3 separate regions of the Homo sapiens genome follow, and regions 1 and 2 are each linked to region 3. A link is a loop called in an ENCODE intact Hi-C map of the cell type or tissue named here. Cell type or tissue: mammary epithelial cell. All regions are shown on one strand.

Region 1 (8,000 bases), 240 kb before region 3:
CTTAAAATGCATAGGTGTGGTTGGCCACAGAGCATAATGAAAGCTGATGATGTTAAAACGCTCACCCTTTGGGTGGAGATGAGCAACACAGAGTGATCCACATCAGCCTCTCCCCAGCCCTTTCAGGGACAGCAGCTGAACATAAGCGCCTGCAATTAAGCAGCCGAGCATTTGCTAAGATCAGGTAAGACTTTTATACCGAAATGAACCCCAAAATGTGGAGGCAAAAGAAATCTGAACCACGTCGGGAGCCTGGTTTATTTGCGTAACGACAGAATTCATTTTGAATAAGTTTATTTATTGTGTCTCCCATCAGCCTTGATGACTCTGGGAGAAGAGTTTCAAGGTCCACGTGTTACGGCTCAAGGACGAGTCTGGGGCCCTGATTCCAAACATATTGGGATTGGTGGCATGTCGCTAACCAACAAAAATAGCCCTGCATCTGCTGTCATTGCAGGGCTGGGATGTTATTTACAAGTGGGTCACCCAAGTTCCGTCAGCAGCCATTAATAAAATACTAATGGGATATAAATGGTGACTTGCACAAACCGTATAACAAGAAGGTAGAACTAAGGCAAAGGATGGATCCTGGTAGGTTGAAAACCAGACAGAAAGAAGTTCTCTGAAATTTATTCTCAGCCAAGAACAAAGGAGATGTCCTCATTAAGGTGCTTGCTGTTTTGAGAGAAAGGAGCTGTGCTGGAATGAGCTATCAAAGTTTTCAAGGATTGATTCAGATACAAATAAAACACAGGTGGCTCATGCCTGTAATCCCAGTGCTTTGGGAGGCCAAGGTGGGCTGATCATTTGAGATCAGAAGTTGGAGACCAGCCTGGCCAACAGGGTGAAACCCCATCTCTACTAAAAATACAAAAATTAGCCAGGTATGGTGGTGGGCGCCTGTAATCCCACATACTCAGGAGGCTGAGGCAGGAGAATGGCTTGAACCTGGGAGGCAGATGCCACAGTGAGATCACACCACCACACTCCAGCCTGGGCGAGACTCCATCTCAAAAAAAAAAAAGAAAAAAAAAAAAAAAAGAGCGCATGTAATTGGGGAGACTGTTGTTTTTCAGCAAGGCCAGTGTGTTGGATGGTCCAGCCCTATGGATACTGACGTTGCCAAAAATGATGGCAGAGTTGGGAGACAGGAAAACTAAGTGGAGATTGAGTAACAGCCAGGGCCAATGATGGTCCCTGAAGAGTTAGAGACTTAATTTTGAGACTTGCAAAAAGAACCAGCAAGATACGAAAGCAAATTGAATCCACACGACGAGAGATGGCATCCTCCCAAGTTAGGAGGCACTTAAGAAATAGTTGTGGAATGAATGAATGAATGAATCTTCCACATCTCATCCCAACTGTTGCTTACCTCAGATTCTTTGTAGTAGCGCTCTGGAATTTCATCGCAGGCAATATCAATAAAGCAAACTTCTCTCTCCACGTCTTTGGCTTCATTGTCGAAAATCTGAAAAAGCAGAGCAACATATCAAAGGTTAGTGATAGCAGGTGTTACCCTCCAAAGTGCCCGAGGCAGAATAACCCCCACACAGAGCATCTTCACACGTCTCAGGGCCCCCGGCTAGTGCTTTCACCAGCCTCAGAATGCGCAAGAATCATAGAAGGCTTTGATTCATGGCTTTGGTTTTGTCACATCAGAGGCAGGTGTAGCATCAATCACTGCTTGGTGAGAGGTAGAAGAAAAACTGGGCTGTTTTTAGGAGTTCAAGAGTGAGGAAATTAATCTCTTCCAAAAAAAAAAAATCTCTTCCCAAACTGAAGTCTGCTGATTTTTGGCAGTTCACCTGAACAGGAGGAGTAAAGAGGTTGGAAAGGGTCTGGCTAAATTTGAGTCAAAAAGCAGGGATATAGGCCAAGAGTTAGAAAAGTGTGTGTTTTTTAAAATTAAAATTATATATATGTTAAAAATATATATTTTATATATATATATATTTTTTTTTTTTTTTTTTTTTTTGGTTTTTGAGACGGAGTCTCACTCTTTCGCCCAAGCTGGACTGCAGTGGCGCTATCCCGGCTCACTGCAAGCTCCGCCTCTTGGGTTCATGCCATTCTCCTGCCTCAGCCTCCCGAGTAGCTGGGATTACAGGCGCCCACCACCACGCCCGGCTAATTTTTTGTATTTTTAGTAGAGACGGGGTTTCACCGTGTTAGCCAGGATGGTCTCGATCTCCTGACCTCGTGATCCGCCCGCCTCAGCCTCCCAAAGTGCTGGGATTACAGGCGTGAGCCACCGCGCCCGGCCATATATTTTTATATATATTTAGTTTCACAAATAAAACATGCTCATTGCAGAAAATATAGATAAGCAAAAATAAGAAAATAAACCACAATCTCATTATCCAGGGGAAACACACCTGTTTTTCTTGATCATTTAAGGGCACAATTTCCTTTGTACACATAAAGGTAACAAGGTAAAGCTTGGTAAGACACTGAGATGGTTTCCTGCCAATCTGCTCTAGGTTTCACTGGCCCAGAATGCACATCACTTGCAAAATAATAATAATAATAATAATAATAATAATAATAATAATAATAACAACAACAACAACACAGCCGCAATATATAGATATAAATGTCGGCCTGGGCTCAGTGGTTCATGCCTGTAATCGCAGCGCTTTGGGAGGCCGAGGTGGGCAGATCACTTGAGGTCAGGAGTTTGAGACCAGCTTGGCCAATATGGTGAAACCCTGTCTCTACCAAAAATACAAAAATTAGCCGGGCGTGATGCTGCACACCTGTAATCCCAGCTACTTGGGAGGCTGAGGCAGAAGAATCACTTGAACCCAGGAGGCAGAGGTTGCAGTGAGCCGAGATTGCGCCACTGCACTCCAGCCTGAGTGACAGAGTGAGACTGTCTCAAAAAAAAAAAAAAGTCTAAATTTCAGTGGAAAAATTAAGTTCTTCTAGTTCTTCTCACTGTCATTTTTCTGGTCTAAAGGGATAATCATCCTTCTGCAGGATGATAAACAGCTTTCTTTTTTTGAGACGGAGTCTCAAGGCTGGAATGAAGTGGTGGGATCTGAGCTCACTGCAATCTCCGCCTCCTGGGTTCAAGCCATTCTTCTGCCCCAGCCTCCTGAGTAGCTGGGACTACAGGTGCCCACCACCAAGCCCGGCCAATTTTTGTATTTTTAGTAGAGATGGGGGTTTCACCATGGTGGCCAGGCTGGTCTTGAACTCCTGACCTCAAGTGATCCATCCGCCTTGGCCTCCCAAAGTGCTGGGATTACAGGCGTGAGCCACCATGCCCGGCCAACAGATTTAAGTTTGGACAACCACTTCATTCTTAGAGGAAGTCTTAACTGTAGCCACATCCCACTGTTTAGCTCATTCCTGGAGGGAATCAACAGTTAACACTAATTACATCTGACTCTTCGGGAGAGAATGCAATATTTTGGAAGAACAGGGTGGTTGATACCCAAGAACACTGTCCTAACCCAAACTTGGTGCCTATTAACACAGTCTCCCACAAGAGGGCATCTGAAGGGCTCTTTATAGGCTCAACTCATCTCGGTTGGATTCTCAAGTTACTTGAAACGATTAGTCCTTTCTAAATGCTTTCTGAATAATATTTGTGTTGTAATTATCCTCCAAGTCGGCTGGTGGTTCTTCTCTTCTTGCCTATTCTTTTCTAAATATTTGGAGACTGGACTCTTCAGATTTGTCCAAGGAGATTAACTCCCTAGTCTGACCCGAGGTGGCCACTGACTTCTCCAAGTCAGAGAAAGATTGGTTCTTGGATTGGCTCTGATTCTTTCCACTGCTACTTGAAGTCAAGTGCTTCAGGACACTCCTAAAGCATTTGGGAGGGACAAGTGAACTGCCTCGAAATGAAACAGACAGTGGAGAAACAAGTTCAAGTTCAAGTGGAGAAATAAGTTGTGAAATAAAATACTGGGTCTCACACTGTTTGCGAGAGCCAGTCCCCCCCGCTCCTTCTTTCTTTCTGCAAATCTCTTTTAAGTATGAGCTAAGAGAAGAGAGACACATGCCTCATTAAGAAGACACACAGAGGCCAGGCACAGTGGCTCACACCTGTAAGCCCAGCACTTCGGGAGGCTGATGTCGGGCGGGTTGGGGGAGGTGGATTACTTGAGGCTGGGAGTTCAAGACCAGCCTGGCCAACATGATGAGATGGAGAAACCCCGTCCCTACTGGGCATGTTGGCATGTGCCTGTAATCCCAGCTACTTGGGAGCCTGAGGCAGGAGAATCACTTGAACCTGGGAGGTGGACATTGCAGTGAGCCGAGATCGTGCCACTGCACTCCAGCCTGGTCGACAGAGTGAGACTCTGTCTCAAAAACAACAACAACAACAAAAACCACACACACACACACACACACACACACAGAATACCCCAGAGGGAAATGAGCTTCCAGAGAGTAAATTACAAAAGTAGTTAAAAAGGTTTGACATTTATTGGTGGCAAAATCTACAGGACTCAAAGAAAGGGAACTAAGCACGGATGAAGGGGGGGCATGACAGGTTATGTAGCTTTCTCCGATTTAATTCAAACATTTTATTGATCCCTCATTGCACCCATTGCAGTTTTCATAGTATTGCCTTAGCTCCAAAGTCGCCCTTATGCCTCTGCTCTGAGATCATGGACTGGACCCTGTAAGCATTTCTCCTTTACAGTGAGCCTCATCAGTAGGGGGCCCTAAAGGGCCACTGCAAGAGGAAGGGGATTTCTTCAGATTTGGATGTTGTTGGGCTGCAGAGTGTGCCTGTGGGGACTTTCGGTCATGCTCTGCCCCAGCTGCAAGCCTGGAGTGCATAGTTGCTCAGTGACCTTGCAGCCCTAGCCTGGGCCCAGTAACCACTTCACGGTGGCCCTCCTGCTGCAGGCACTGCGTGCTGCAGGCCTTGCACTGGCAGCGTGCCCCGACTCTCTCTCCACACACACCCCTGTCCACCAACCTCCTCTGGCCTGCACCCCAGAGGGCGCTCTGCTGCTCAACCACTGTGAACCAGCCCTGGCTCAGGTCAACCTCGTGAACTTCCCCACCATCCTGCTTCTCCAATGAAGTCTGAACCCCAGCCATGCAGAGAGGCCCCTGCCAAGTTTGTCCTTCCTGGGTATTCTCTCTCAGCCTTAGGGTATCCTTTGGAGTTCCCTTTACATCCTTATAGTTGCTCCCATCAGAGATCAATAATTCCTTCTATTACATTTCTCCTATTCAAATTACTGCATGGTTTCTATCTCCTGATTGGGCCCTGACTGATACACCCATTGCATACAAAGTGCTGCCCTGGGCTTGAGGGACTACAAAGATAGCCCTTGAGAGGTTACCATCTAGTAGGAGAGACAGACTGGGGAGCTATCACCAAAAATACAAGGCAGAATGGAGTATGTGCTGCAAAAGAAAGAAAAGAATAGGCTGTCAGCTGGCCGCAGTGGCTTACACCTGTAATCCCAGCACTTAGGGAGGCCAAGGCGGGTGGATGGCTTGAGGTCAGGAGTTCGAGACCAGCTTGGTCCACATGGTGAAACCCCAGCCGGGTGTGGTGGCACATGCCTGTGAACCCTGGTACTCAGGAGACTGAGGCATGAGAATCGCTTGAACTCGGGAGGCAGAGATTGCAGTGAGCCGAGATTGTGCCACTGCACTCCAGCCTGGGCGACACAGTGAGACGCCATCTCAAAAAAAAAAAAAACAAAAAAGAAGAAGAAGAAAAAGAAAAGAATAGGCTGTAAAACTAGGGAAGGGAACTATTAATGTTGCTTTAAGAACATTATGCCCATATTAATATTATTCCTGCTTTTCAGATGAGAAAACCAAGGCTGAAAGAAGTAAAGAGGCTTGCTCAAAGTCACATGGCCAGTCAGCAGAGAAGCTCAGACTGGAGGGCAAGTCTGTAGGCTTCACCAGGTCCTTCCATGATTAAAACAAACAAACAAAAACAAAACCGCCTCTTAGCATCCAACCGCTAAGATAAACATCAATCAAAACTGCTACCTGCATCTTTCTAGAAAGAAAAATTCAGAATCTGAGTCTCCTGCTACTTAAAAAGTGTGTGTCCTGAGAAACTGTCACTGAGAACCTCCCAGCAACATGGGAGTCTTCTGTTCCTCTGTTGAATAGCTAAGGCTGCAGTAGAAGCCACCAAGGCATCCTTTAGTCCAACCACTGGTCTCCTTCATTAACAGCGTGCCTAATTCTCATGCCAAAGTCCATGGAATAGCAAGCACGAGGAAGCTCCTTTACTTGAACTTTGTAGTAAATATTTCAGGGTGGGGTACCCACCATCTGAACAAATCACAAAAAATCACATTGAGGAACCCAACATCCTCTTCAGGCTTGAGATGATGAGTTTTAATTTCTTTTCTTTTTGAGATGAAGTCTCACTCTTGTCCCCCGGGCTGGAGTGCGATGGCACGATCTCGGCTCACTGCAACCTCTGCCACCTGGGTTCAAGCGATTCTCCTGCCTCAGCCCCCTGAGTAGCTGGGATTACAGGCGCCTGTCACCACGCCCGGCTAATTTTTGTATTTTTAGTAGAGATGGGGTTTTACCACCATATTGGCCAGGGTGGTCTAGAACTCAGATGGTCCACCCATCTTGGCCTCCCAAAGTGCTGGGATTACAGGCGAGTTTTAATTTCTAATAAATAATGAATCTCCCAGTGATTAGAGCTTAAGAGATGTTCATAGGTGCTCAATAAGTGCCTGGAGAACTAACAGAAGGCATTAGCATCTACTTTCCAAAGAGGACTCTATGGCAGGAATATTGCTTACTCATTGATCTTAGGTTTTTTTTTTTTTTTTCATGAGTCTGAGATCCTGTTTCCTTGGTTGTAAGCACCCTAATTTCCCACAATTGCTGCCACAGGGCTCAGTGCAGGGTGACAGCCTCCTACTATGGGCTGATGGGTCCTACATTGGCAATCAGGAGAGCTGAGTTTAAATTCAGTTATCTGGCCGGGCATGGTGGCTCACACCTGTAATCCCAGTACTTTGAGAGGCCAGGTGGGCAGATCACCTGAGGTCAGAAGTTTAAGACCAGCCTGGCCAACATGGTGAAACCCCATCTCTACTAAAAATACAAAAATTAGCTGGGTGTGGTGGCATGTGCCTGTAATCCCAGCTACTAGGGAGGCTGAGGCAGGAGAATTGCTTGAACCCAGGAGGTGGAGGCTGCAGTGAGCTGAGATACACCACTGCACTCCAGCCTGTGCGACAGGGCAAGACTTTGTCTCAAATAAATAAGTAAATTCAGTAAATTTTCTGTGTAACCTTGGGCTAATTCCTGCATGTTCTTTGGGCCTCCATGTCCTTGTTTGTAAATTAAAATCTTAGTCTAACTGGGAACAGCGGCTCATCCCTGTAATCCCAGCACTTTGGGAGGTCAAAGTGCAAGGATGGCTTAAGCCCAGGAGTTTGAGACCAGCCTGGGCAACATAGCAAGACCCTGTCTCTATAAAAATTACAAAAATTAGTTGGGCGTGGTGATGTGCACCTGTTGTCCCAGCTACTCAGGAGGCTGAGGCATGAGAATCTCTTGAGCCGAGAGGCAGAGGTTGCAGTGAGCCAAGATCACGCCACTACACTTCATCCTGGGCAACAGAGTGAGATCCTGTCTCAAAAAAAACCAAAACCAAAAAAAAAAACAACAAACAAACCACAACTTAGTCTAGATGAATGGGTTTCAGGGATTCTGGGAGACATCCTGAAATTTGAGAAGGCGTATTTTTCTGGAAAGAGAGTTCGACCACTTTCATCTGATCATCAGAGATCTGTGGCCCTAAGGAGACTGAGATCAAGTGACCCAGGTGACCATTAACATTCCTTTCAGTTAAAAAGCCTGTGGTGTTAAGAGTGGCCTCTGCGTCCTGTTAGTCTCCTCTGTCTTGCTCCTTGGCTTGTTCCTTCTCTGTCCTATCATCCCACAGTCAGCCAACTTGGGTGGTACATAGAGGGGCTGCCACGGAGCAGTGGGAAGTGGCAGCGGTCCTGATGTGGTGTAATTGGAGAGCA
Region 2 (8,000 bases), 220 kb before region 3:
TTCACTCTCTAAGAACATTGTCCCATCTCTTTGAAGGCAGTTGAATTTGGGTCTGGGTAAAAAAAGGGTCCCTTGTCTTAATAATAACAACAAAAACCATACATACTGCATTGGGTATTTGAGGAAAAGATGCTTTTCCCCAAGGTTTGATAAAGAAAATACTTCTGTCTTTTCCCTCTTGTCTCTCATTTCTTTCAGTCCCATTTTTCATGACTTATGTAAGACATATTTACATGCTGAAGACTTTTTTTCAACCAAACTACGAAATAATTCCCTCGCTTATCACCCACTGTTCCATCAATTCAGTCAGCCAGTTGAGGGCAGAAAGCTTCCATCTCTGAGGCTTCCTACAGAGGTCCATTCTGGCCCCAGGATCTGCTTCTGAGCAGCTGAGGTGGAGTGTGGAGAGAGAAAGACACACAATCAAAAGACCCCAGATCTCAGTTTTGTCAGCTATTCATTGTGTGGCCTTGGGCAGTGTATTAAAAACATCTCTCAACCACAGTTCCCTCATCTGCAAACTGAGCATTGAACTTATGTGCTGTTATGAATATTAACTGAGATAATACTCAGTACGATGCTCTCTTAACTAGAAGTGTTAGGTATTATTCTTTGGTGCTGGGACTTAAAAGGAGCTCCACAAGTGTTTACTGGCTTCACTTGATGTCCTGATAACGGCGCAGGTGGCTGGTTTCTGTCTGGCACTGGAAGAGTTTTCCGAACTGGTTCTAAGAGCATCTTCCTGTCCATTACTTATTATTTTATTGTCCATTATGATTCCCAGGAACAGCCCACAACGGATAAAAGGACTTACTGTACTCTTTTTACTTACAACTAACATAATTTAGAAGGTTGACAGAAAAACACGAGCCACTAATGCAATTTCCCCCAGCTAAAATCTTCATTAAGGAAAGGTCGGGAGGTTTTCAGGATGAAGATGCAAAACCGGGGAAATTCACGATAAGCCCCGGGAGGACTCGCCACAGGCCGGAGCAAGCTCTGTTCCCAGGCTGGACAGCGGCTGCCAGCTGGCAGGCGGCGTGAGTCCAAGGTCTTGCAGACCATGGAAAATCCGTAAACGGTTCAGGACAAAGACTTGCAGAGCTGTCTCCTTCTCCATGCAGGGAGCTATGCTGAGAAGTTTTGGCTGTGGGTATTTTGAGATGTCCTTTGGCACTTGATCTCAGCTGAGGAAGGCACATAGGGACTATGAGATAGGAAAAATAAATTATTCAGACATAGGGCTCTAGGAATAGAGCTCTCGGTTCAGCTTTGCTCCTGCCAAGGAGCCCCTGGGTTTATCATTAGCCTTGTTTTATTTTATTTTATTGTTTTGTTTTATTTTATTTTATTTTGAGACAGAATCTCACCCTGTTGCCCTGGCTGGAGTGCAATGGCGCGATTTCGGCTCACTGCAACCTCTGCTTCCCGGTTTCAAACGATTCTCCTGCCTCAGCCTCCTGAGTAACTGGGACTACAGGCGCATCCCAACGCACCCAGCTAATTTTTTATTTTTAGTAGAGATGGGGCTTCATGATGTTGGCCAGGCTGGTCTCAAACTCCTGGCCTCAGGTGATCCGTCCGCCTCAGCCTCCCAAAGTGCTGGGATTACAGATGTGAGCCATGCCCAGTCATATTTTAATTTTTTTTGGAGAGGGAGTCTCACTCTGTTGTCCAGGCTGGAGTGCAGTGGCAAGTTCTCAGCACACTGCAACCTCCGCCTCCTGGGTTCAAGTGATTCTTGTGCCTCAGCTTCCCAAGTAGCTGGGACTACAGGTACATGCTTTCACGCCTGGCTAATTTTTGTATTTTCAGTAAAAATGGGGTTTCACCATGTTGGCAAGGCTGGTCTCGAACTCCTGACCTCAAGCTATCCACCCGCCTGGGCCTCCCAAAGTGTTGGGATTACAGGCGTGAGTGACCGTGCCTGGCCTAGGACTGTTTTATTTTTAACTTATTTCTTTTGCTTTTGGGTCTTTGAGGCCAATCTCTCTGGTGTTCCTACGCAGATCCTCTTTCTCTGAGAATCTGCTTTCATAAGAAACAACCCCTCCTTCATATGTCACCAGCATCCTGCTATTAGCCTACCAGCCTCCCCTTCTAATCCAGGGGAAGCTGACTTGACCCAGAATTGAGGCAACCCAGCTCTGCCTTCCATCCATGTCTGAAGATGTGTAAAAACTAGACACATGGCTGGAAAGCCATTTTCCCTCACTATTCCAGTTGATAAACACCCATTATATGGCATTACATCTGAGAAAATTCCTAGTAATAAAAGTTTTTGAAAAAAATCAGGTAAGGGATGTTATTACCACGATAATTCCTTTCAGAATATTTGCCTCCCTGTAAAACTTGGAAGGAGAAAAATATTCCTTTGACAATGCTTCTTTAAGATGGGAGTGACTTATTTCCCTTTCCTCACTGTGAAAATTTAAACTTTCAACCAGACTTTAGAGCAGCTGACTCCATGTACAGTTTTTTTTTTTTTTTTAAATCTATGAGACAGAGTCTCGTTCTGTTGCCCAGGTTGGAGCAGTGGCACCATCTTGGATCTTGGCTTACTGCAGCCTCTGCCTCCCTGGTTCAAGTGATTCTCCTGCCTCAGCCTCCCAAGCAGCTGGGATTACAAGCATGCACCACCAAGCCCAGCTAATTTTTGTATTTTTAGTAGAGACAGGGTTTCACCTTGTTGGCCAGGCTGGTCTCAAACTCCTGACCTCAAATGATTCGTCCGCCTCAGCCTCCCAAAGTGTTGGGATTACAGGTGTGAGCCACCGCGCCTGGCTCTACCTACAGTCTTATTTCATTTTTAGAGCCAAAGACAGCAGATTAGTTACATGAGAGCACGTGCTCCAAGGCTAAACTAACCTAGAATTGAGTCCTAGATCTGACACTTGCTAGCTGTGAGGCTGTGCAGACCGCTGGCTCTCACTAAGCCTCAGTGTCAGTTGTAAAATGGGGATATTAATATCTGTGAAGATTTCATGAGACTGTGGCTATCTAAAGACAGGTTGGCAAGATGCTGGGCTCATGTAAATATTCCTGCCAATATCCGTCTGACCATCACCATTATTATGAGTCAATATCCACATGGCTGCCATCATGATTACTTCTTACTCTTGAAGATGTTACTTCCTAGCCGGGGCCTGCTAGTCTAATCTATACCCTCTTTGCCTTGCTTTTGATGAGAAAAGGGGCACAGGCGAGCCTGCTTGCTCCAGCTGTACTTTGCAAAAAGGCCATTAGATGGGGCCCTGCCATAATCACTCAAGTCAGCAAGTGGCTCTGACTTTGAAACCTGGGGAAAAGGTGTGAGAAGACAATTGAATCCTGTGAGTACTGCTCAGATTGATCAAATGAACCCACTGGCTCTGGTGTAAGAGGTGACCCAGGGGCCTGGTGTGGTAGCTCATGCTTGTAATCCCAGCACTACGGGAGGGTGAGGCAAGAGGATCACTTGAGCCCAGGAGTTGGAGACCAGCCTGGGAAACATGGCAAAACCCCATCTCTACAAAAAAAAAATATCAAAATTAGCTGGGCATGGTGGTATGCACCTGTAGTTCCAGCTACTTGGGAGACTGAGGTAGGAGGATCACCTGAGTCCAGGAGGTCGAGGTTGCAGTGAACCAAGGTTGTACCACTGCACTCTAACCTGGGCGACAGAGCAAGATCCATCCCCCCAACCACCAAAAAAAAATTCCCAAGGTTAGTGGTCACTTGTAGAATGAGTGGCACTTTTCCAGGGCCCTCCTCCTCCAGGCCCCTGCTTTCTAGCCACACGCCTCATTGGTGATTGATGATGACTGCTGTTATTTACAGACCACCTGACCCCTGGCTTCATGAACTCTCTGGACCATGCCCAGGATTCCACTTTACCCTACTTTATATCCACATCTTTATGATTTCAGTGTCCACATGGGCAGCCCATCAACACTATAGGCCCAGCCTCCTCATTCCTTTTCCTTTCCTTCTCCTCCAACGACCTTCACCTCCATTCCACCTCTAACCACTTCCCTTCAAGCTCCACTGGGGTCTTGAATCTCCTGGAATTATTCCACTTCTGAAATCTGAAAGCTCTAGTTACTTTTGCTCCAACCCCAACCTGTATTCTCTTACTCTCACTCCCAGGACACTTTCTCCTTGACCTCACCAAGCTCTCCAATTCCCAAGAGTCTTCACTGGACTCCAAAGCTCATTTTGACCTTCACTTGCTCAATTTTTCCATACTTTGCTGAACCTACCCTGAAGACAAATCCTGAATCAATTCAACCATTTCCTGTGCTCCTACACGCAGGCTGCAAAGCACAGCTGGGAAAACGCCACAATTATGTAGGCTGATGGTACCACTCATTCAACATTTCCCAAATCACCACACTGCCAAGACTTTCAAGCAATCCTTTGACGCTTCTCATCCATTTCCCATAAAGGTTATCTTTGACCTTTATTACCCTCCTTCAGCCCCCTCTTTCCTGACCCCTTCCTTTACAGGAGATGACCTTTCTTCCCATATTACTGGAAACTAGAGACCTTCTGCGTGTGCTCGTCACTCTCTGCCCCTTCTCCCCCTCCTTGCCTGCCCTGCTTTTCCTTCTATTTCAGAGGTTCACGAAGACCATTCACTTTCTGGCTTCCCGGGGGCAGGCTCTTCCTCTTATTTTCTTTCCCTCCTTTTTCTTTTTGAGACAGGGTCTTGCTCTGTCACCCAGACTAGAGTGCAGTGGCGCAATCATGGCTCACTGCAGCCTCAACCTCTTGGGCTCAAGTGATCCTCCCACCTCAGCCTCCCAAGTAGCTGGGACTATAGGCACGCACCACCATGCTTGCCAAATTTTTTAATTTTTTTTTTGTAGAGATGGGGTCTCACTATGTTGTCCAGGCTGGTCTTGAGTTCCTGGGATAAAGTGATCCTCCTTCTCCAGCCTCCCACAGTGCTGAGATTACAGGGATGAGCCACGGGGTGCCCAGCTGCTCTTCCTCTTGTAACTCCAAACTCACTGGCCTACCAGCTCCTTCCTCAGTATTTCACAGTTAAGTTAATGTATAACATTGTATCATTTGATAGGCCCACATTTGTTTCTTGTGTTCTATGCCTTGCCCTGGGTTTTAGAATCTCTCCTTTCATTGTCTTCATTGACCAGCTGTTGCTAATGAGAAGTCCACTATTAGGATGAGGATTGTCCCTTTGTACGTGATCTGTCTTTCCTCTAGAGGAGCTCTTAAAAAAAAATCTTTGATAATCTGCAGTTTCATGACAATGTGTCCAGGTATAGATTTATTTTTAATCCCTTTAGGATTTAGAGAAGTATTAGAGGGTATCCAGGCTGCTTGGGGTGAAATCCCACCACCCAGTTGTGTGACCTTGGGCAAACTACACACATTCTCTCTTTTCCAGTTTACTCACATGTAAATTACTCTTATCCAAGGGATATTAGAGGATTAATGAGTTAATACATAGAAAGCATATAGAAGAGGGTCTGGAACATAAGGGCTAAATAAGTGTTTACCATTATTGTTATTACTCAAATATACGTTGATGTAAGGATTTATGTCTCTCTTCAATTCTAGAAAATTCTCAGCCTTTATTGTTTCAAATATTGCTTTTCTGTTATTTCCTCCATTGTATGGTTGGTGCAAAAGTAATTGCATTAAAACTAATGGCAAAAATCGCAATTACTTTTGCACCAACCTAATATTTTTCTGCTCCTATGAGTTAGCTATATGGCAATTCTCATTCTTTCTCCCTAATTTAACTATGTATTTAAAAAATTCTTTGTATTTCTGTGCTATGAAATGGGTTGTATTTCTCAATACTATTAATATCTTCCAATTCACTAATTATCTCTTCAGTTGTATCTAGCCTAGTTTATCTGATCCACTTAGATTTCATTTCAATGATTCAGTCCCTGAATTTCAAACTGGTTCTTTTTCAAATCCTCTGTTCTTGTTTCTTTTTTGGTTCCTAATTTCTCATTCTTTTAAAATGAACATTATTCCTTTACTTTTCCCTCTGAGCAGCCCGAATATACTATTTTAATCAGGTCTGTCTACAAAGTTATTTTCTTCGGCAGTAGATTTACATTCTGACTGTTGATACCTTGGCTGTCTTCATTAATGTTAGATTTGCGGGGTCGTTTTTGAGTGGGAGGCTTTGTTGTTATTGTCACTGTTGCTGCTTTTTTTTCTCCACCTCCACTCCCTGACTCCTCACACCAATCTCTAGGTTTTACAGTTGCCTTCTAAGAGCAGAACTACTACTGTAAGCCATGGCCCAGGCATCAGACACAGGGGATTCTTTTCAGGTTCCTTTCACCTGAAAGAATGAAAAGAGGGTGGGGAGGCCTACCTCCAGCCTCTTTTTTCAAACAGTGACCCTGGCTCTGGTGGCCCAGCTTGCATTGAGTACTTTTAGTCCTATTGCCATAAAAGACCTACATCAATACCTGCCTGACCCCAAGACCCAGATTCCAGTCAATCCAGGCTACCCTCATCCTTCCGAGTTTTTGATCCACGAGTCCAGCAATATCACTTTGGCTTTCTCTCTTTGTATTTTATCTGTCACTGCTATGCGTTTGGAACAGAGGAGATACACCCGAACATGAACTTCTTTTCCACAGAGATGGGAAATCTTGCAAAGGCTTCTCCCTTCCACTCTAAGTCCCCTTCTGATCCAATTCTTTTCCTTCCTTCTACAGCCAAGCATCAAAGGATACTACAAGCTGGCTTCTAACTCCACCATGTCTCTCGTTTTCATAAAGGTCACCAGTGACCTTATTGCTCATTCTCACAGGACCTTTTAAATTCTGTGTTCACGGAACTCTGTTGCTGTTACTGGTGACAATTTCTTCCTTGGTGTTCTCACTTTCCTGGGCCTTTGTGACTCCCAGGCATCCCGATTCTCCTAACTCTCAGAGTGCTCCTTTCTCATCCATCTCTATGAGATGCTCTTCCATTTCCCTCCCATTAAACGTCAATATTCCCCCAGGTTCCATCCTTGCCCTTCTTTTCATTTTATCCCTCATGTATCCTTTGGGTAATATCCTCTGTTCTCATGCTTTCAAAACTACGTTTATGACTTCCAAATCTGTATCTCTAGGTCTCGGCTTTGGATTTATATACCAAATTCCCTACCGGTTATTTCACTAAGTTTTCCGTGACTACTTCAAACTCAACTGGACAAAAACTGAATTCATCAACCTCACGTGTCTCAGTCTGTTTGGGCTGCTATTAAAAAATGCCATAAACTGGGTAGTGTGTGAACAAAAGAAATTTATTTCTTAGCCAGGCACAGTGGCTCTTGCCTGTAATCCCAGCACTCTGGGAGGCCAAGGTGGATGGATCACCTGAAGTCAGGAGTTCAAGACCAGCCTGGCCAACATGGTAAAAAAAAAAAAAAAAAAAATATATATATATATATATATATATATATATATATGTATTTCTTATAGTTTTGGGGGCTGAGAAGTCCAAGATCGAGGCAGATTTGGCATCAGGTGAGGACCCACTTCCTGGATCATAGATAGCACCTTCTTTCTGTTTTTTTGAGATGGAGTTTCACTCTTGTCACCCAGGCTGGAGTGCAATGGCGTGATCTCGGCTCACTGCAACCTCCACCTCTCAGGTTCAAGCAATTCTCCTGCCTCAGCTTCCCAAGTAGCTGGGATTACAGGTGCCCACCACCATGCCCAGCTAATTTTTTTGTATTTTTTTGTAGAGACGGGGTTTCACCATGTTGGCCAGGCTGGTCATGAACTCCTGACCTCAGATGATCTGCCTGCCTTGGCCTCCCAAAGTGCTAGGATTACAGGTATAAGCCACCATGCCTGGGCAGATAGCAACTTCTAGTTGTGTCCTCACATGGTAGAAGGGACAAGGGGTCTATCTGGGGCCCTTAAAACCTAAGGGGTCTCTCTGGGGCCCTTAAGACCTAAGCACCTTCAAAGGCCTCACCTCCTAATGCCATCACCTTGCGGTGATTAGGATTTTAACATAGGAATTTGGGG
Region 3 (8,000 bases):
TCTCTGAGTGATTCAGTCTAGGAAAGAAACAACACCCTAAAGATGGTCAGATATGATGCTAAAGGAATTAAAAAGGGTTGATTTTTTTTTCTTTGCTCAGGAATAAACAGGAATTCTAGAAGGTCAAACTTCACCCAAACTTAAAAAGATTAAACACACACACACACACACACACACACGCTAAAAAAGTCATTAGATCAATCTGACCAAGAACTTACGCTGGCTACATGTTTAGATACATGAGTCGACTTCCACTAACGTCCGATGAGGAGTTTTAAGAGAGTCCCCTTTGTCAAAGTGCTGGGAAATGAAAGAATTAGTCACTTTCATGCTTGATGTCAGAATCTTGGTGAGCTCTGGCTTCAGTATTACTAAGTCAACAAACAGTCTTGTATAATGTGGCTCAGGCAGTCAGCCAGGAAGTGGTTGGTGACCCCAGACTCCCTCCTCCACTATGGTTTGCAAAGCCAGTGGCCAAGACAGTGTGTCCTCTGCAGTGGCGCTCTCCTCTAGCAATACGCCACCTGGGAGATTTGCCCAGCAGAACCTGGTGTGATTTTGCCATCCTAGACAGACACTATTGAGATGAGGTTTAAATAGCCAGTTAGCCACCCTTAGAATAAAGCCCTTGATGGGAAGGCTTAAGGACATCTGCCAGACAAACATCAATAAGGCAAAGGACTTACGTGCCATGTGGAACCATCTCCTCCTGAATGTGTATTCTGGGATTTATTCTGCTAACACGTGATTTCCCATTCAATGCTCACGGAAAGCAGAGATATGCACCTGGAGCCAGGGCCAGAACAATCCTAGGTTCCTTTGGAAGCTGGTTCTTCCACTCATGATGGCCACAGCCTCCATGCCCTTGTGGGGACTCCTAAGGATCCTGAGTTCTGACAAGAAAGGTTCCACAGACCCCTGCAGCCCTGTAGCTGGCCTTAGGGCAGCTATTCAAGCCATGATTACTTTTTTCCCTCTAAGTATCATGTTCTGACCTAAATTGCAGTCATTCTGGTCCAAATCTGGTAGATTTTTTTCCCACACTGCTGCAGGAGAGAACCTCCTCCTCTGGAAAGCTGTCTAAATTCAAGACAACCAGAGCCATCTCCTTATGGACGGGGACCGTAACTTTTCAATTTACACAGAATTCACATTCGGCACTCTCTGCCTCTCAATGGCTCTCTCTCTCTCTCTCTGAACATGGGTATCTATTCTGCTCAAACAAATCTGTAAGCACTTCTATTTCTAAAAAAACAGCTTTGGCCGGGCACGGTGGCTCGCGTCTGTAATCCCAGCACTTTGGGAGGCCGAGGTGGGTGGATCACGAGGTCAGGAGTTCGAGACCATCCTGGCTACCACAGTGAAACCCCGTCTCTACTAAAAATACAAACAATTAGCCGGGCGTGGTGGCACGTGCCTGTAGTCCCAGCTACTCGGGAGACTGAGGCAGGAGAATTGCTTGAACCCAGGAAGCGGAGGGTGCAGTGAGCCGAGATTGCGCCATAGCACTCTAGCCTGGGCAACAGAGTGAGACTCCATCTCAAAAACAACAACAACAACAACAACAACAAAACAAAAAACAGCTTTACTGAGATGTACTTTACATACCAATTCAATGGTTCTTAATACACTTACAGACTTGTGCAACTATGGCCATCATCTATTTTTAAATGGCAATAAAACCTCTCCAGTGTCCTCTGGCCTAGGAGCTTCAGGAGGGCAGGGATCTACCTGCCCTGTCAGCCGCTGCAGGCCTAGCACCCGGCACAGAGCAGGAGTTCAATAAAGTATCTGTGAATGGATGTTTTCATGATGCCAGCCTGGAACTTCCATAGCCCTGTTTTCCAGATTCAAGAAATAACTACTTCTCTAATTCAGCTAATCTCCCTAGGAGAGGCAGAATGGCCCCCAAGATTCCCACTGATTGGTGAGCCCTTTTGGAAAAGAATCAAGAAGTCAGAGACAGCAAGTCGGAGAGATCTGAAGTTGCAGTAGAAGCTCCTGCTAGCCTTGCAAGAGCAAACTGCCATGTTGTGGAGAGGGCCACATGGCAGGACACGGCAGGTGGCCTCTGGGATCGAGCCTCTAACTGATGGATGCAGTAAGGAACTGCATTCTGCCAACAACCATGTGAACCCTGAAGACAACTCCAAGCTCCAGAAAGAAAGGCAGCCTGACTGACGCCTTGATGTCAGCTTTATGAGACCCTGAGCAGAGAATCCAGCCATGCTGCACCTAGACTTCTGACCCACAGAATTTGTGTGCTAATAAATGGGTGTTATTGTAAGCCACTGAGTTTGTGATCATTTGTAACACAGCAATAGAAAACTAATATACTGCCAGGCGCGGTGGCTCACTTTGGGAGGCCGAGGCGGGTGGATCACCGGAGGTCAGGAGTTCGAGACCAGCCTGGCCTACATGGTGAAACCCTGTCTCTACTAAAAATACAAGACCAGCCAGGTGTGGTGGTGCTAGTCTGTAGTCTCAGCTACTAAGAAAGCTGAGGCGGGAGGATTGCTTGAACCCGAGAGGTGGAGGTTGCAGTGAGTCGAGATCATGCACACTGCACTCCAGCCTGGGTGACAGAGCAAGACTATGTCTCAGAGTAAAAAACAAAAGAGGCCGGGTGCAGTGGCTCATGCCTGTAATCCCAACACTTTGAGAGGCCAAGACAGGTGGATCACTAGGTCAGGAGTTCAAGGCCAGCCTGGCCAACATGGAGAAACCTCGTCTCTACTAAAAATACAAAAATTAGCCGGGCGTGGTGGTGGGCACCTGTAATCCCAGCTACTCGGGAGGCTGAGGCAGGAGAATCACTTGAAACCAGGAGGCAGAGGTTGCAGTGAGCTGAAAGAACTGCACTCCAGCCTGGGCAACAAGAGCAAGACTCCAAGGGAAAAAAAAAAAAAAACACGAAAAAAAGAAACGAAAACTAATATACATACTCCTCCGGGAATTGGGAGGAAAGCAGTCTGACGGCAATAACTCCTAAATATATGTGACTGATTTCAAACTTCTCAGGGGTATCACTAAGAAATTTTTTAATGAGGATGTATTAAATACAAAAGAATCTCTAATTGGTAAAATTTCAGGCAGTATACAAGTGAAAAAATTTTAAACCTTTTACAGGAGGACATAGAGGATCAGGGTTCCTTAAAAAGTTCCTGTTTTCCTCAGCTTCTTCCTATCCATTCATTCAGCAAGTATTTACTATGTGTGGACCCTAAGTTTAAGCACCAGACCTGCACTGTCCAGTATGGCAGCCACAAGCCACACATGGTCCTTGAGCACTGCAGAGCGGCCAGTGAAACTGAGATGCGTGTCCACGGAAAATACACACCTGATTTCAAAGACTTAGTGTGAAAAAAATAAGTGAAAAGATTGTATCAGTATTTTCTCATGTGGATTACATGTTGAAAAGATAATGATGGCGATAGACAACAAACAATTAAACAAAATAAGTACAAATTGCGATAAATGCTCTGAAGGAATAAACAGGCGTGGAGAGGCAGATAATAGAGGATATAAATAGCGAGAATATTAAGGAAAAGATTATTTTATTTTATATTTTATTTTGAGACAGAGTTTCGCTCTGTCAGCCAGGCTGGAGTGCAGCCTCGATCTCAGCTCACTGCAACTTCCACCTCCCGGGTTCAAGCAATTCTCCTGCGTTGGCCTCCCGAGTAGCTGGGATTACAGGCGCCCACCACCATGCCCAGCTAATTTTTGTGTTTTTAGTAGAGATGGGGTTTCATCACGTTGGCCAGGCTGATCTTAAACTCCCGACCTCAAGTGACCCGTCTGCCTCGGCACCCCAAAGTGCTGGGATTACAGGCGTGAGCCGCTGTGCCTGGCCAGAGATTTAGATGAGGAAAAAGCTATTGTAGATGGAGTGTTCAGGAAAGACGATGCTAAGGGTGTGATGTTTCCACTTGTAAACCCATGAGTTTGGTATAAACTTTCAATTTCTAACCCAGGAGAGCAGCAGGGGCTGGGAGCATGAAAGGGCAGTAAAAGGCAGGTTGGTCAGTTGCAGGCCATCACACTGCTCTACTCCCACTGGGTCCCATGTAAATGGCGCCCCCTGGCGGTGTGCAGCCCTGCGACGCTGTTCGTTTGAATGATTTGGATGTTATTTGTAAATTAGAGGTTGCATAGTACAAAAAGTAAAGTTTCCAAGATTATTTTTCCAGACAACTCTACATTTTCCAGATACGATTGGTTTGTCCGTTTTAATATTTGTAATATATTTGCGCCTCATCCTCCTTGTAACCTACAAGAAAAATCTTCACTTGGGAATATACAAAATTCCTGATTTCTAGTCTGAAATTCTCCTTTTCCTCTCCCGGTGGGCTGAATTTGTTAAAGATACATAAAACCTTCTCAGTACAAGTTAGCTGATTTCTAGAACTCAGTCTGTTTCTCTGATACAGGGCAAAAGTGTTACCTAGTTTTCAGACTTGCCTAACACTACAGACCTCCAGGCAACAGAAAACAGGCCAAAGCCCACACAAGCCAGCCAGGGTGCTGCGATCTCACTCAGGCCGCTAAAGCAATGAACCTAGATGTACTTTTCCAGTAATTACTGCTTCTGAAAAACACATTTACTGCCTTTGTGCATACACTTTCACATTTTTAAAAACCCAAAACGTTGTGATTCCCCACTCCCCATCTCATACCTACACATCCCTAGGAGAGGGGAAGCTCTTAAAGAGGTTGAATGTTTAAACTATATTAATTTAGTTTAGGCGGGGCGCAGTGGCTCACACCTGTAATCCCAGCACTCTGAGAGGCCGAGGCGGGTGGATCACCTGAGGTCAGGAGTTCGAGACCAGCCTGGACAACATGGTGAAACCCCGACTCTACTAAAAATACAAAAATTAGCTGGACATGCTGGCAGGCGCCTGTAATCCCAGCTAGTCGGGAGGCTGAGGCAGGAGAACCCCTTGAAACCTGGGAGGCGGAGGTTGCAGTGAGCCGCGATAGCGCCACTGCACTCCAGCCTGGGCGACAAGAGCAAAACTCCGTCTCAAAATAAATAAAGTATATTAATTTCTTTTAATGCCTACAATAAATAATATTCTCCATTCGCCTGAAACGACAGCCTTACTGAAATGAATATTACTCGCTTTGCTTTGGAGTATCAGTCACACTCACGCAATCAGACACAAGGTTTCTAAATTGACTTTCAAGAGCCTTAGGAACTTCCTCCATATCACAATAAGAAAAAGCAAAAGTTAATTACTACCTACTTTTAACCAGGGTTTTGTTAACAACAGTTTGCTTCCCTGATCCCTGTATCTATCTCCTGCGCCAGGTACTTCCACCCAAGTCACTGGGAAAATGCAGCTTCCTTCATGGACAGAGTCAATTTCACTGACCAGCCAGGAGGACAGCATCTGCTCCTTGTCTGTTCCATTAGTGTTGAAAGGTTTGCACAAATCTATTTACCCGCCCTCCTTTCCCTGTGCCCGTTATGACAAAAAAAAAAACCGGAGCTTTGCCAGACAGCTAGCCAAACCTCCACTGTCCCCTGGCTGTGGAACTGTGTCCGGAGATGGTTCCTTCCGGTGGGTTCTTGGTCTCGCTCACTTCAAGAATGAAGCCGCGGACCTTCACGGTGAGTGTTACAGCTCTTAAAGGTGGTGCGGACCAAAGAGCGGACAGCAGGAAGATTTAGTGTGAACAGCAAAAGAGTGAACAGCAAAAGAGCAAAGCTTCCACAGCCTGGAAGGTGCCTGGGGGGAGGGGAGGGGGGAGGGGTGGTCAGCCATTATTCCCTTATTTGTCCCCGCCCATGTCCTGCTGATTGGTCCATTTTACAGAGTGCTGATTGCTCCATTTTACAGAGCACTGATTGGTGCATTTTACTGAGCACTGATTGGTCCATTTTACAAACCTCTAGCTAGCCACAGAGAGCTGATTGGTGCGTTTTTGCAGAGTGCTGATTAGCGCATTTTAGAAACCGCTAGCTAGCCACAGAGACCTGATTGGTGCGTTTTTGCAGCCTGCTGATTAGCGTATTTTAGAAATCTCTAGCTAGCTACAGAGCGCTGATTGGTGCATTTTACAATCCTCTTGTAAGACAGAAAAGTTCTCCAAGTCCCCACCGGACCAAGAAGTCCAACTGGCTTCACCTCCCAGAACAAGCCACCAAGGAAACCACCTGGATCACACAGAAATCACACGCATGACCCTGACCTTGGTCCCTTCTCAACAGAAAATTTAAAATAAAATAAAACAACCTCTCAAAATTGTGCTCGTTCTTGAGAAAACTTTTTATAGAATTATCTTATTCAGAATAAAATTTTTATACCAGACAAGGAAAACATTTTCCAAATTACATTTACAAGAAACCTTGGGGAAAGTCTGTGAGATTAATCCAAGGAGTCTTTATCCTTTATATTCAGAGGTATTGACGCCAGCAGCAAACTTAAAATCTCTTCCTTTCAATAATTTCTGCCTTGATATGTTTGCAGATGCATTTCAGGAAAATGGTTTAAAACTGAGAACAAGGCCCGGCGCAGTGGCTCATGCCTGTAATCCCAGCACTTTGGGAGGCCGAGGCGGGCAGATCACGAGGTCAGGAGATCGAGACCATCCTGGTTAAAAGGGTGAAACCCCGTCTCTACTAAAAATACAAAAAATCAGCTGGGCGCAGTGGCGGGCGCCTGTAATCCCAGATACTCGGGAAGCTGAGGCAGGAGAATGGCGTGAACCCGGGAGGCGGAGCTTGCAGTGAGCCGAGATCGCGCCACTGCACTCTGGCCTGGGCGAAAGAGCGAGACTCCGTCTCAAAAAAAAAAAAAAAGAGAACAAGGAACACTGTTGGGCATTTTGGCATTTCCATTCATGTCATTCCAGAGGCAGCACCACCCTGATCCCAAATCCGTTCTCAGAAATGTGCGCAAGAAAACTCTCTGGGGACCCTGGGGGTGCCTGGATGAAGTGCACTGGCTCCCTGCCAGGGCAAAAAAGAAAATAATATTCTGTATGAAAAAGTTGTTTTTCTTTTCTTTCCTTTCCTTCTCTTTTCTCGGAGGGGAGGGGAGTGTTTCTATTTTTCTGCATTGTGCACCATATCCCTAGAGACCACAAATCAATCCCTAAAAGTATACACATTTATGTGAATGCAGTCAGAACAGGAACTGTTAAACAAGAACTGGTTTTTGGTTTGTTTGTTCGTTTGTTTTTGTTTTTTTGAGACAGAGTTTTGCTCTTGTTGCCCAGGCTGGAGTGCGATGGTGCGATCTCAGCTCACCACAACCTCCACCTCCCTGGTTCAAGTAATTCTCCTGCCTCACCCTCCCAAGTACCTGGGATTACAGGCATGCGCCACCACGCCTGGCTAATTTTGTATTTTTAGTAGAGACGGGGTTTCTCATGTTAGTCAGGCTGGTCTCAAACTCCCGACCTCAGGTGATCCACCCGCCTCAGCCTCCCAAAGTGCTGGGATTACAGGCATGAGCCACCGCGCCTGGCCAGAACGGTTAAACAGTAAAGAAAGCAATGAAAACAAAAGGATTCCTGCCTTAGATAATATTAGGATGTGCTTAGCGTCTCTTGAGAGACGCTCATTTTACTAACAAGTACCTCTGTGGCGAGGGTGGCAGGTGCAGGGTGATCTTCAGACTGTGCTCCAAGGAGCCTCCTTGGTGAGCAGGTCGCTCACTGGGACCGAGTGGCTGCGGGAGGAGGTGGGCCACCCTTCCAATAGGTTCCAATGGGGCTACCCTATGTGTCCCGCTAAGCAGACACAAGGTTGGAGTCCCCAGCCACCTTCAACTAGAGAGTAGAGCCAGTGTACCTGCTTTACACATGGGTCCTCAGGAGAATATTTTCTTCCACCAAGGAATCTCAGAGGAGGGAGAATTCCATATAGTAGAACAGCCTTGAGCCTTAAATCAGACCTGGTTCTAGCCTAGAGTTTGTCAATGAGGTAGACAACTTAACTGCACCTACTACAGGTCTAGACTTCATTATAAAATGAAATGGCTCAC

The links. Hi-C counts contacts between places; a loop is a spot of excess contacts. Peaks named below come from ENCODE experiments on the same cell type or tissue, not always from the same donor. Only the 100,000 strongest peaks of a DNase experiment are listed, where the experiment ranks them.
Region 1: a loop joins it to region 3, with 9 times the contacts of the local background. A loop is called at or near these places in 56 of 110 quality-filtered maps.
Region 2: a loop joins it to region 3, with 11 times the contacts of the local background. A loop is called at or near these places in 54 of 110 quality-filtered maps.

The regions. Positions count from the first base shown.
Region 1 is chr17:67,625,611-67,633,610 of GRCh38, reverse strand. PITPNC1 (phosphatidylinositol transfer protein cytoplasmic 1) reads right to left here. Exons shown (of 9, transcript NM_012417.4): 6 at 1,373-1,468. Among named protein-coding and RNA genes, the nearest start is that of NOL11, 88 kb to the left of the region's middle. In mammary epithelial cell, a CTCF peak has its summit at 3,490 (motif pointing right); no DNase peak of the experiment used is centred here.
Region 2 is chr17:67,598,434-67,606,433 of GRCh38, reverse strand. The region is part of intron 5 of PITPNC1 (phosphatidylinositol transfer protein cytoplasmic 1); the gene reads right to left. Among named protein-coding and RNA genes, the nearest start is that of NOL11, 120 kb to the left of the region's middle. RefSeq lists an enhancer at 3,044-3,553 and a silencer at 6,768-6,996. In mammary epithelial cell, a CTCF peak has its summit at 3,248; no DNase peak of the experiment used is centred here.
Region 3 is chr17:67,383,240-67,391,239 of GRCh38, reverse strand. All of the region lies in intron 1 of PITPNC1 (phosphatidylinositol transfer protein cytoplasmic 1), which reads right to left. It overlaps LOC124904047 (a long non-coding RNA gene), which reads left to right and starts at 5,506. Exons shown (of 2, transcript XR_007065884.1): 1 at 5,506-5,620; 2 at 6,090-6,254. RefSeq lists a silencer at 168-237. In mammary epithelial cell, a CTCF peak has its summit at 4,079 (motif pointing left); a DNase peak (open chromatin) is centred at 309; H3K27ac peaks cover 1,433 bases.